Linked DNA regions of Homo sapiens: region 2 is linked to region 1. A link is a contact called in ENCODE Hi-C or POLR2A ChIA-PET data. All regions are on one chromosome and are shown on one strand. The core of a region is the stretch at or near the end of the contact, and the rest is flanking DNA. Distances in the headings are between cores, read along the strand shown. Region 1 overlaps IGF1R (insulin like growth factor 1 receptor). Region 2 has its middle 190 kb from the start of LYSMD4.

Region 1 (5,854 bases), core at 2,541-5,040:
GAACCACCTTCATACAGCCCCTGCGCATCCCACTGTACTATTTCCTTGTTTGTTTTTCCTGTCAATCTTGCCTTCCGCGCTAATGGGACACTGATGCTGTATGGTGATGTGTTCTCCCACAGTCATCTTTTCCTCCTGTGGTTGGGGTGGGGAGCTTTCTCTGTGTCCCCCCATGAGAGTGAGGACAGTCTCATTTAATGGCACCATGGTCTGTGGAGCCAGGCAGGCCTGTGTGTCTGACTCCACTTCAGCGCTCTCAGCCAGCGTGGGCACCTCGGACCCAGACAGACGCCCCGAGCCTGTCTTTCTGGAGAAGGAAGTAGTAATACCTTTTCCTTGAGGGAGTTATGAGGATTAACTGTGCCTGGCCCTGAATTCGTGCCTTGCAGGTACTTAGGAAGTGAGTTATTACAAGCAGTGCTTTTTATCATCCATAGATGGAGATGTTATCTATGCTATAGGACTGCAGAAAGAATTACAGAGAATTATGTAGAATCACTAGGGACTTGATTAATATTTGTTTACCTTTCCCCCACATGGATTGATGTCCTTTATTATACTTTTGTACCCCCGCTTGGCAAGCCCTTGACAAATATTGATCCAACAAAAAATTAGCTCTTTAATGTATACGTTTAGAACCTGTTGCTTTGTCAGTAGTGGTTTTTATGAAAATGAATGCTTATAGGTCAGACTTCTGGAAACCCTAATCTGAGGGAATTGGGCCAAATAGGAAAGTGAGCCCCTTAAAGGCAGTTGTCTGACCAGTACTTGGAGCACAACAGGTTCTTGCTAAAGCACTGTGTTTTTAAAACAGTGGAGTTATTAGGTTGAAATTCTGAATAGCAAGAAAAAGAATAATGGAAGTGCTGCCAGCCCCGTGATGCTGGTGCAGCTGGTCAGTTTGCAGAAGGAGGCCAGTTACTAGAGCAGAGTGGCCGTAGAGGCTGCAACACGGTGGCCAAAGCATGAAGCTGCTGTATAGTGGCAAGGTCACAGTGATTTCCCCACAGCCTCGGTTTAGAGGGAGACGGGGTGTGCTGAGCTGTGCCTGCTTCTGTAGAAGGGGCCTTCTCCAAGTCTGAGTAGCCTTAAGCCATTAGGACTGCTGAGTCTTTCTCCACAAAAATATGTGGGAGGCCTGCAGGGCAGGTGCTCAACTAAGCTCTGGGGCTGCAAAGATCCAGAGCCATGCCCCTCCTTGGAGGCAGGTCCTTGTAGACGAGGACAATCGTAGCCTTCCTGATTAAAGCAGGAATTGTCCAATCAGGCTATATGACGGGCATCGTCCATAGTCTTCACCAGGGGAGCTTTTCTGACTATACATCTCTAGCCCTGTGGCTTGAGCCAGTCACTTAATTTCCCCTGAGCTTTGGTTTCCTCCTCCTGGTAGCAGAGAGACTATCAGAGTGAGGGGCAGATGCAATAGCATATGTAAAACACTTAGCGTTGGGCCTGGTGTTTAACTGCAATAAATGTTAGCTCATATTTTACTGTGACATAGATGCTGTATGCCTTTTGCTGAGTATTAAAGATACTGAGCTGTAGCATGCATACTTGCATGAATCAGTCTGCTAAGTTATTTTAAGTTTGCATTTGAAAATAAAGGGTGGATTGCTATCCAAATATAAAGAATTGGAACCAGGCTCTAAAAGGATGTTTGCTGTTCTTTAGCAAAATACCATTCTTCTTAAGTTTCATTCAATCATTCCACAAAAATTTAAGCATCTGTTTTGTCCCAGGCAGGCACTGTGCTTGTAATGGATGTGCAATAGCAAACAGAACACTTGCTTTCAGCTCACACAGAGCTGACTCCTGGGCAGAGAATTTCGACAGTAAAGAAATACAAGTGTGATGAAGGAGAAACCCTTTGGTACTACCTGCTACATGTTTTAATATTTAAATGTTGACTTAGGGAGGTCTTTCCATCTAAAAATAATGATTTGCCCTTTCTCCTGTAAATGACCCCTTTCTCTTAAGTTTTGGGTGAGAGATTTTTTTTTTTTAAGGAAGAAAGATATTCTACAATCGAATGTACAACTGAGATAATGCTTAGGAGAGAATGTATACTGGGTTTGTGCCTTGGAAGTTGCTTAGGGGAAACAGTTGTGTGCAGTTGGAAAGCTGATGCTTTAAAGAAGCTTCTATAAAGTGACCCCACAATTAAACTGTTTTGTGTACATCTTTATTTATTTATTTATTTATTTTTTAATTGAGACAGAGTCTCACCCTTTCGCCCAAGCTGGAGTGCAGTGGTGCGATCTCGGCTCATTGCAACCTCCACCTCCCAGGTTCGAGCAATTCTTCTGCCTCAGCTTCCTGAGTATCTGAGATTACAGGCATGTGCCACCACACCCGGCTAATTTTTGTATTTTCAGTAGAGACGGGGTTTTGCCATGTTGGCCGGGCTGGTCTTGAACTCCTGACCTCAAGTGATCCACCCACCTCGGCTTTCCAAAGTGCTGGGATTACAGGCGTGAGCCACCACGCCCAGCCTACGTCTTTAAAAATAAATGTAAATACCCAAGGCTCACAGTTCCGTTCTTCCATCTAGTCTAGCACCGTCCAGTGGAAGTTTCCACCATGATGGACTGTTCTGTGGATGCCCTGTCCAGTACAGGAGCCGCTAGCCACATGTGGCTATGGAGCACTTGAAATGTGGCTAGTGCTACGGAGGAACTGGATTTTGGATTTTTTTAAAGTTTTAATTTAAATTTGAATAGCTACATGTGGCTAATGGCTACTGGACATCACAGATCTAACACAGGATTAACTGACAAAATTCTTTCCTCTTAAAAATATGTGTTTATTTTGATAAGGATAACTGAGACCTGTACATTCCATTTTTCCTGTCATATTTAGGGCTCATAAAGGGGGTGGTATGCACGTTTTAAAAAATGCAACACAACCAGTTAAACCAGCTGTCTAATTGTACACATTTCCTGGAGCTGTTGGTGTTGATTATTAGCAAATACTAAGTACTTGTAATGACCTAAGAACTATAAGACAAGCAAGTCGTCTTCTGTAACTGAGTATCAGCGGATTCAAGCGTTAAGGAAAATGATTAAGAGAAAACAACCAAAAAAGTCTTAATGGTTCTGTCAATCAAGTGGCTATCAATTCATGGCTATTCAAAAGCTTTTGTGGCTATGAAAATAAACTAGATTGAAAAAATTCTAAAACAAAATTGAAACACTCATTTGAGTTTAAAATTTTAGTTGAGTTGATTTTTATTTCTTGTTTTGGTTCATTTGTAGTTTCCCCCCGCTTCGTTGTTTCCTCAGATATGGAGAATAAAGCCTGGCTGGTCAGTTTCAGTTTTTATTTAAATTCATTTTGTCTTCATTCCTTTTAATCTAGCACAGTCCTGTGATGTATTGGGATCACAGTGCTCTGGGGAAACATTGAAATATAAAAACATTTTCCTGAAAACATTTCCAGTTATATTTAATTTTCCTCCTTGAATAGAAAAATATTTCCAACTTAATCCTCCCTCTCCCCTCTTGAAATGAATTGCATGCTTTGGAAATAACATCAATCCACCCAAGTACACAAGGACAATCTCAGCCATTTAATCGAGATATAAAGGCTTAGAGAACTCTGGGCTTCGGAGGCACAGACTCCACCTTTCAGGATGCTAATAAACGTGGACGAGGTCTCGCCTGGGCTTCCTCCTCCATTGTTCAGCGCAGCAAACCAGCACAGCACTCCGTGGCCAGGGTTTGCGGGGAGAAATCTCTCACTCTGTTTTAGTAGCATCATCATCCTTATCAGCACCCTGCTTTTATTTTTGAACAGCCAAACTTCCTCTTTCCAAACTTCGTGTGACATCTGGGACCAGCTATGTTTGAAGGAGTCTGAACATGCCACATAGTGGCTCACGCTTTTAAGGGAGGAAGGCCAGTAAGCCTCCTCAATGGCAGAATTCTACTTTCAGTCTACCCTTTGGTTCTGTTGTGGTTGTTCCTTAGAACTTTATTCTGCTCATTAGGAAGCCCAGCCTCCGGGGAGGGTTTAGCTTCTCATCTAAGCAAGAAGTAAAATGTCATAATGGAGGAAAAAAAAAAAAAAGTCCAAACTTTTTTTGGACTTTTAGAAACACATCCAGTTTGAGCTCCACTGAGCTATCATTGCAGTTACAAAGCCCATGTATATTGAGATCGGTGTAAAAATTCAGCATGTCCACCTGCATAATTATGACCAGTGTATTGAAAGCACATTTCATTTAGTTTTGCAACAGCCGATGAGGTAGATTCTACCAACATTGTTTTACGGAAGAACAAATGGAAGCCTGGAAAAATAAATTGTCTACCTCACACACTTCGCAGGTGGTAAACACAGGATTTGAACTAAGACATACTTGATTTTAAAGTGTTTGCTTTTCCTTTGCACTACTGCATCTGCGATGTTTGCACTCAGACACTCTAGAATATTTGGTGTTGCATGTTTTTGCCCCAAGAAAGAACCCATTAAAATGAAACTTTCCAGTTCGTAAGCTTTGCCCTCAAGAAGGGAAAGAACTTCTTGCAAGGTTTCTGAAACAAAAAGAAAATGAAAAGTAACTTTACTGTATCTGGGTTTTCTGATTAAATTACGGTTTTTGCAAGCTTGTGCATTTCTCAGTGTCCAGATAGCCAGGATTTTTCCTTTTAATAAATATCACTTTAAAAAACAAACACACACATTCTTAAATGCATGATTAACTGTATAGATTGATTTAGTTATAAGATGTCCTAGCCTAAATATAAGAAGGTGTATGTGTTAGAATTAATTTCTTCAATAAAGAGAAAGAAATTCAGGAATTGTGGTTCTGTTGGTCTTCTGTACTGTATATTTTTGTGCAGCCAAAGCAGCATGCCTTGCTTCTTGGTTTCATGACCACATGGGTAGTTTCTTGAAGTTTTTTCTTTTGAGATGGAGTCTTGCTCTGTCACCCAGGCTGGAGTGCAGTGACGCGATCTCGGCTCACTGCAACCTTCACCTCCCGGGTTCAAGCAATTCTCCTGCCTCAGCCTCCCGAGTAGCTGGAATTACAGGCATGTGCCACCATACCTGGCTAATTTTTGTATTTTTAGTAGAGACGGGGTTTCGCCATGTTGGCCAGGCTGGAGTTTCTTGAAGTATTGACTGATCCTTGACTCTGAACTGTATGATCAAAGACTTTTGAAATGGCACACCGTTTCTTAACATTTAGGCCAATTTCAGTTGCTCATATCCAAAAATAAGTCATGATTTTCGGAGTCAGTGCGCAGCACTTAGTACAACAATCCAAACCCTTGTACAGACCATCCTAGTAGAAATGTGGATCTTGAGTATCTCAGCTTCTTAGTAGATTTTGAACTCCGTGAAAGCAGGAGCCAGGCCTCTCACAGCAAGTCTCTCCAATATGCTCAGTAAATATTTGTCAGATCGAGCAATGACCAGATGATGAAATACATTAAAGCCTTAGGGAGAACTGAGACTACTGCACCAGTTTTTGTGCACTATCATGCTGGAAATCTTTCCAACATGTATTCTGTACTTCTTTGCTTCTTACTCCAGTGAATATAATTTAGTCATTTCTGGCCAACTTGAGGACATCAGCGAGCATAAATTGTTGTATTATGCATAATACAGTGATACCCTCAAGGCTGAGTGGGAGGCAGTTTGCCCTCTGCTGAAGGTTTCTTGTGCTTATTGTGTTCTTATGGTTTGGTTTTACCATTTTTATGTCTCCATTTCTGTTTAATAGACTTATTTCAGTAAGAAGAGAAAGCCGTCTCCATCAGCCCCTCTGTAGGTGATTATTTGCCACTTCCTTTTTGCTGTGAGTGCTTTGAAAACAGATTTCTAAGCTTGTTAGAGTTATGTGTTAAGA
Region 2 (6,459 bases), core at 3,615-6,114, 1.1 Mb after region 1:
CATATAAAGAATTCAAAGAATTCATACAACTTAATAATAAAAAGACAACTCCAATTAAAAATGGAGAAAGAAATGGAATAGGCATTTCTACAAAGAAGACATAGAAATTACCAATAAGCACATGAAAATATATTCAGTATCACTAGTCATTAGGGAACTGCAAATCAAAACTACAGTGAGGTACCACTTCACACTCACTAGTATGGCTATAATAAAAAATAATAACAAGTATCAACAAGGATGTGAAGAAATTGGAACCCTTATACATTTGTGGGTGGGAATGGAAAATTGTGCAGCAGCTGTGGAAAACAGCCTGGCAGTTCCTCAAAAAGTTAGATGTCCGGTTACCGTATGATCCAGCAATTCCACTACTAGGCATACATCCAAGAGAACTGAAAACATATGTTCACACAAAAATGTGTACGTGAATCTTCATGGTGGCATTCTTCGCAATAGCCAAAACAGAAACAACCCAAATGTCCTTTGACTGATGAATATATTAACAAAATGTGATAAATCCATACAATGGAATATTATTTAGCCTTAAAAAGATGTGAAGTATTGATACATGCTAAAACATGGATGAACCGTGAAAGTGTTAAAGAAATGTCAGTGAAGGAAGAAGCCAGATGTAAAAGACCACATATCGTATGGTTTCATTTATTTGGAATATCCAGAATAGGCAAACCTATAGAGGCAGCAAGTAGATTAGCGGTTGGCAGGAGCTGGGAGGAGTGCAGAAATGGAAGTGACACCTAATGGGTAGAAGGGATTTTGGGAGGCGATGAAAATGTCCTGGAATTAGATCATGGTGATGATTGCACAACTTGGTGAATATGTTAAAAATCACAGAAATGCGTCCGTTAAGATGGTGCATTTTATGCTACATAGATTGTATCTCAAGAAAACCTGGAATCTAATCTGGGATCACACATTGCACTCATTCTTCATGTCTCTTTAATCTCATTTAGAACACCGCACCTCCTTTCCTGCTCCCTCTTTTCATGATATTGGCATGTTTGAAAAGTCTAGGCCGGTCATTTTGTAGAATGTCCTGCAGTCTAGATTTGGCTTGTTTCCTTATGACTAGATTCAGGCTAAACAACTTTTTGGGGAGAAATTAATTTTCTTAATGTTTGTTGTTGGTGTGAAGAAACGCAAATGATTTTTCATAGTAACCTTTAGCCAGTAACCTTGATAAATTATTTCATGAGCTTTGATGTTTTACCTGTTTTCTTTTAATTTTTTATGCATGCAATCATGTTATCTGTAAATAATGACAGTTTACTTTTTCCTTTCTAATCTTCACCCTTTAGTTGCCTTTCCTTGCCTCACTGCACTGAACAGACGGTTATCTCCCAAACCTCCTAACGTTCATCTCGGGCAACCATTAGTCTATTTTCCAGCTCTGTAACTTCATTATTCCAAGAATAATGGAATCATATAGTGTGTAACCTTTTGAGATTGGCTTTAAAAAAAAAATACTTCCCTTGAAGTCTATTCAAGTTGTGTGTCAATGTCGACATGATTTTTAGAACCAGACTGCACAGATCTATTAGAGAACTGATATTTTTAAATATTGAATATTCCAGTCTATTGCATAGTACATTGCTTACTTTATTTATATCTTTAAATTTTTTCTCTAAATGTTCATCTTTTTATTCTTTTTTAAAAAAGGTGGTACATAATTTTAATTGTATTCCCCTTTTCCTATGCTTTGGAAGATTTTGTGTAGAAGCAGTGTTCTTTCTTTCTTAAATGTTTGTAAGCATTCACTTGCAAAATTGTCTGCACCTGGTTTTCTTTGTGAGCAGATTTTTAATTACAATATCTTTTTTAATTTTTTTTGATGGTAATGTGTTTCTCAATGCTGTTTGTCTTTCAGCCTCTATTTCTCCTTCACTTTTTGAAGGATATTTTCACTGGGTATAGACTTCCAGTCTGGCAAGATGGCATCAAGATGCTGTTCCTTTGTTTCCTGGAGTCCATTGTTTCTATTTTAAAATCAGTCATCAGTCTTAGTGTTGCTCCTTTGAAGATAATTTTCTTTTTTTTTTTCCAAATGCTTTCAGATTTTTCTCTGTTTTTGCTTTTCATCAGTTTGCTATAATGTCCCTAGATATGGTGTTGCTTCTCTCCTTCTTGGGAATTATAGTGTTGCTTGTATCTGTGGTATCCCATCTTTTATTCATTTTTGAAAATTCTCTTCTTTTCAAATAGTACTTCTCCACTCTGTCTTCTCCTTTCCTCTGTGACTCCTCATAACAAATATGCTAGATATTTTTACCATACTCTAGACGCCTCTTATATTCCTTCTGTATTTTCCAACATTTTGTCTTTCTGTGCCTCAGCATGTATTTTTTTTCTGATTCCATCTCCCAATTCACTTTTTCTTCAGTTGAATTCAAACTCCTGTTAAACCAATCTATTGATTTCCTAATTTCAGTTTGTTCTAAAGTTTTAAGATTTAGGATTTCTATTTTGAATGCTTTCTCATTCTCTGACAAAATACTTCTGTATTTCTTAAACCAATTAATTATAGCTGTATGAGGTTTGTTTCTGATAATTTCAAATCCTGGATGCTCCAAGGATATGTCCCTACTGTTCATTGATTATCTTGAGTTTTGTTAATATCTTAACCTCTACTATTCCTGGCTTTTTAAAAATTAAATGCCGGGCATTATATGTAAACATTTAAGAGGTAATTTGAGGTTCTGGATAATTGTATCTACATTTTAAGAGGATTACTTTTTCTCTAGGCAATGAGACTAGAAGCCCCAGTTACCCCAGGTCATCTTAATATCATCAGGGACTGACATAATTTTGCGGTTGGTCTTCAGTTCCTTTGAGGGCTGATCCCTTTTTAGTATCCCCAGGTCAAAATGATTTCAAATTCTGAGCTAACTTTTCTGGAATTCCGTCTCTTTTCCATAATTTCTCACTCACTTGTTTGCTTGCCAATGATGTCAAGATTTTCTGTTGTTCTTGAGGGAGAGCTGTTCTGATTCACTCAGTCTACCATTACCAAGCATGGAACCTATTTCATGACAGTTTGTTTCTTCATGTGTTTTGTGACTTTTGATTATAAAATCATGTTCCTAGTCACTATCTTTGAGAAATCGTTAAGGCCTCAGCTTAAACCTTTTGGAGAGAACTTATATTTGCTTATGCTAGATGCCAGGAAGCACAGTCAACTTCAGATCACTTTAAACTAAAATTTCTGGCTGAGAGCAGTGGCTCATGCCTGTAATCTCAGCACTTCGGGAGGCTGAGGCAGGTGGATCACCTGAAGTCAGGAGTTTGAGATTAGCCTGGCTAACATGGTGAAACCCCATCTCTACTAAAAATACAAAACTTAGCCGGGCATGTTGGTGGGTGGCAGTAATTCCAGCTACTTGGGAGACTGAGGCAGGAGAATTGCTTGAACCTGGGAGGTGGAGGTTGCAGTGAGCCAATGCGCTCTAGCCTGGGTGACAGAGCGAGACTCCGTCTCAGAAAACAAACAAACCCAGGCCGGGCACGGTGGCTTACACCTATAATCCCAGCACTTTGGGAGGCTGAGGCGGGGAGATCACGAGGTCAGGAGACTGAGACCATCCTGGCTAACATGGTGAAACCCCGTCTCTACTAAAAATACAAAAAAATTAGCCGGGCATGGTGGCGGGCGTCTGTAGTCCCAGCTACTCGGGAGGCTGAGGCAGGAGAATGGTGTGAACCCGGGAGGCAGAGCTTGCAGTGAGCCGAGATCACGCCACTGCACTCCAGCCTGGGTGACACAGTGAGACTCCATCTCAAAAAACAAACAAAAAACACCAAACCCAAAACTTTCTATTTGCGAGGGGGCTTCAATTTTCACAAAAAGTGTAGATTCTTGCCCTCTTCCTAGTCAAATAGGGACAGATGGTTAGGAATGTGTTAGGGGAATGTTTTATTTCTTTGCTTCTGTGCTCACCCACTGAAGGTATTGAGTTCTGGGATTTCTGACTTTATGCAGGGGTCTCTGGTCAGAACTCTTCCTCCAGCCCAGCTCCCCTCTTACTTTGGTCATTTGTACCCAGCATAGTTCAGTGTAACTGTGGTTCTAGGCGACTGGAAACCAGCAGAAGCCTTCAGGACAAAATTCAGCTCACTCATACAGGATTTTGATTCCAATGGAATTTCTGCCCTCTCATTGTTTTCCTTATTTTATTGCTATCTCAGTAGAACTTTAAATAAATAAATAAAGCTAAAATTATTTTATTTGCCATTTTTATATGTAATGATCTCGGAGGGATTCTTGAACAGATGTGGTCTACAGTCTACAGCTAACATGTAGCTGCCTGCTTTCACTGTGTTCACTCTTCAGATTAATAAAATGAAAAGCAATGCTGATAATAGTGGTTTCTTTTCTTTCTGCTTTCTCCAGTAATTAGCTTATGGGGGACACTCAGAGGACAGGATTTAGGATCAGCAGACCTGGGTCTGCCTCCCATCTCCACTGCTAAGAGTTGAATCAGTCCATGCAGGCCACTCCCCATCCTCAGCCTTTTCTTCTGTCAAATGAACAATATAATCCCCTAGTTTTAGGGAATTTTGAGGAATACATCAGATTACCAAATCGTGAGTTCCTTGAGCTGATAAAGAGTGAGCACTTACTGTGTGTAAGGCAACTTTCCTAAGTGCTAGGGATACAAAAGTGAACAAAACACACAAAAAATGTGTCTGTGTGTGTGTGGGGGTTGGTGTGGATGTCCACAGGCATACATGTGTGGTAGCAGACAATAATATAAGAAAAATAAAGTAAAATATATAGTGTTTTAGGTGGTAGTAATTCCTATGTCAAACAACAGCGCCGACGAAGTAGAGGGGATAGGAATGCGTGTGTATGCCTGTGTGGGCACGTTCGCTACCTCTGCATCCCAGGCACCTAGACACGATCTGGCTCAGAGGGGAAGCTCAAAGAATGTTTGATGGATGAATTAACACTCATAGGACACTTACTACCATGCCTGGCGAATAACAGTAGCTTTTGGTTTTAGAATGGATGCAGTTGCTATTGGGCTCCCCTCTTTATGTCCAGTTGATGCAAGTAGGTTAGGGGGTCTCTAGAGGCTCACAAAGCTGTGCTTGGCTCAGAAGTTATCCAGATAAAAACTAGTATAGGAATCCAACTCCCCTCCTCCCTCCATCTTTCACCCCTGCAAATCTGGTGAGCTCCATGAAGCTTTCCTCCCCAGGTGACGTTGTTGCTGCTGTACTTAAGGGACAGCACAGGCCACCTGGGTGTGGGACAGAGCTGACACCTTCCTGTCTGGGCTCTTCCAGCCTTCACTCTAGAACGAAGCGGGAAGCCTCAGGTCCAAGGGGAGAGCCGCCGCAAAGGCCGCGTTGAACGCCGAGGTGCACGCGCAGGTACTGGCTAAGTGCGCGCCAGGGTGCTCGGGAGGGGGCGGGTGCGGGCCGCACTGCCGGGCGGGGTGCGCGAGTGAGGAGGGCGGGGTGCGCGAGAGAGGAGGGCGGGGTGCGCGAGTGAGGAGGGCGGGGTGCGCGAGTGAGGAGGGCGGGGTGCGCGAGTGAGGAGGGCGGGGGAGTGCGCGAGTGAGGAGGGCGGGGTGCGCGAGTGAGGAGGGCGGGGTGCGCGAGTGAGGAGGGCGGGGTGCGCGAGTGAGGAGGGCGGGGTGCGCGAGTGAGGAGGGCGGGGGAGTGCGCGAGTGAGGAGGGCGGGGGAGTGCGCGAGTGAGGAGGGCGGGGTGCGCGAGTGAGGAGGGAGGGGTGCGCGAGTGAGGAGGGCGGGGGAGTGCGCGAGTGAGGAGGGCGGGGGAGTGCGCGAGTGAGGAGGGCGGGGGAGTGCGCGAGTGAGGAGGGCGGGGGAGTGCGCGAGTGAGGAGGGCGGGGGAGTGCGCGAGTGAGGAGGGCGGGGGAGTGCGCGAGTGAGGAGGGAGGGGTGCGCGAGTGAGGAGGGCGGGGGAGTGCGCGAGAGAGGAGGGCGGGGTGCGCGAGTGAGGAGGGCGGGGGAGTGCGCGAGTGAGGAGGGCGGGGTGCGCGAGTGAGGAGGGCGGGGGAGTGCGCGAGTGAGGAGGGCGGGGGAGTGCGCGAGTGAGGAGGGCGGGGGAGTGCGCGAGTGAGGAGGGCGGGGGAGTGCGCGAGTGAGGAGGGAGGGGTGCGCGAGTGAGGAGGGCGGGGGAGTGCGCGAGTGAGGAGGGCGGGGGAGTGCGCGAGTGAGGAGGGCGGGGTGCGCGAGAGAGGAGGGCGGGGTGCGCGAGTGAGGAGGGCGGGGGAGTGCGCGAGTGAGGAGGGCGGGGTGCGCGAGTGAGGAGGGCGGGGGAGTGCGCGAGTGAGGAGGGCGGGGGAGTGCGCGAGTGAGGAGGGCGGGGTGCGCGAGTGAGGAGGGCGGGGGAGTGCGCGAGTGAGGAGGGCGGGGGAGTGCGCGAGTGAGGAGGGCGGGGTGCGCGAGTGAGGAGGGCGGGGGAGTGCGCGAGT

What was found. Hi-C counts contacts between places; a loop is a spot of excess contacts on that map. ChIA-PET counts read pairs that join two places held with the same protein, here RNA polymerase II (POLR2A). Pooled maps may share reads with other maps.
Region 2: a loop to region 1 is called in a map of CD4-positive, alpha-beta T cell, with 8 times the contacts of the local background. The contact joins two enhancer-like sites. A Hi-C loop is called at or near these places in 2 of 168 maps with a recorded cell type or tissue (CD4-positive, alpha-beta T cell and CD4-positive, alpha-beta memory T cell) and 8 of 50 pooled maps. POLR2A ChIA-PET finds 5 or more read pairs at or near these places in 1 of 52 experiments (activated T-cell).

What each region holds. Positions count from the first base shown.
Region 1 is chr15:98,855,026-98,860,879 of GRCh38, forward strand. All of the region lies in intron 2 of IGF1R (insulin like growth factor 1 receptor), which reads left to right. Among named protein-coding and RNA genes, the nearest start is that of MIR4714, 74 kb to the left of the region's middle. Within about 2 kb of position 3,791, at least 4 of the 41 ENCODE cell types and tissues checked have a DNase peak (open chromatin) inside an H3K27ac peak, as active enhancers do.
Region 2 is chr15:99,920,958-99,927,416 of GRCh38, forward strand. No RefSeq gene overlaps it. Among named protein-coding and RNA genes, the nearest start is that of LYSMD4, 190 kb to the left of the region's middle. Within about 2 kb of position 4,865, at least 28 of the 41 ENCODE cell types and tissues checked have a DNase peak (open chromatin) inside an H3K27ac peak, as active enhancers do.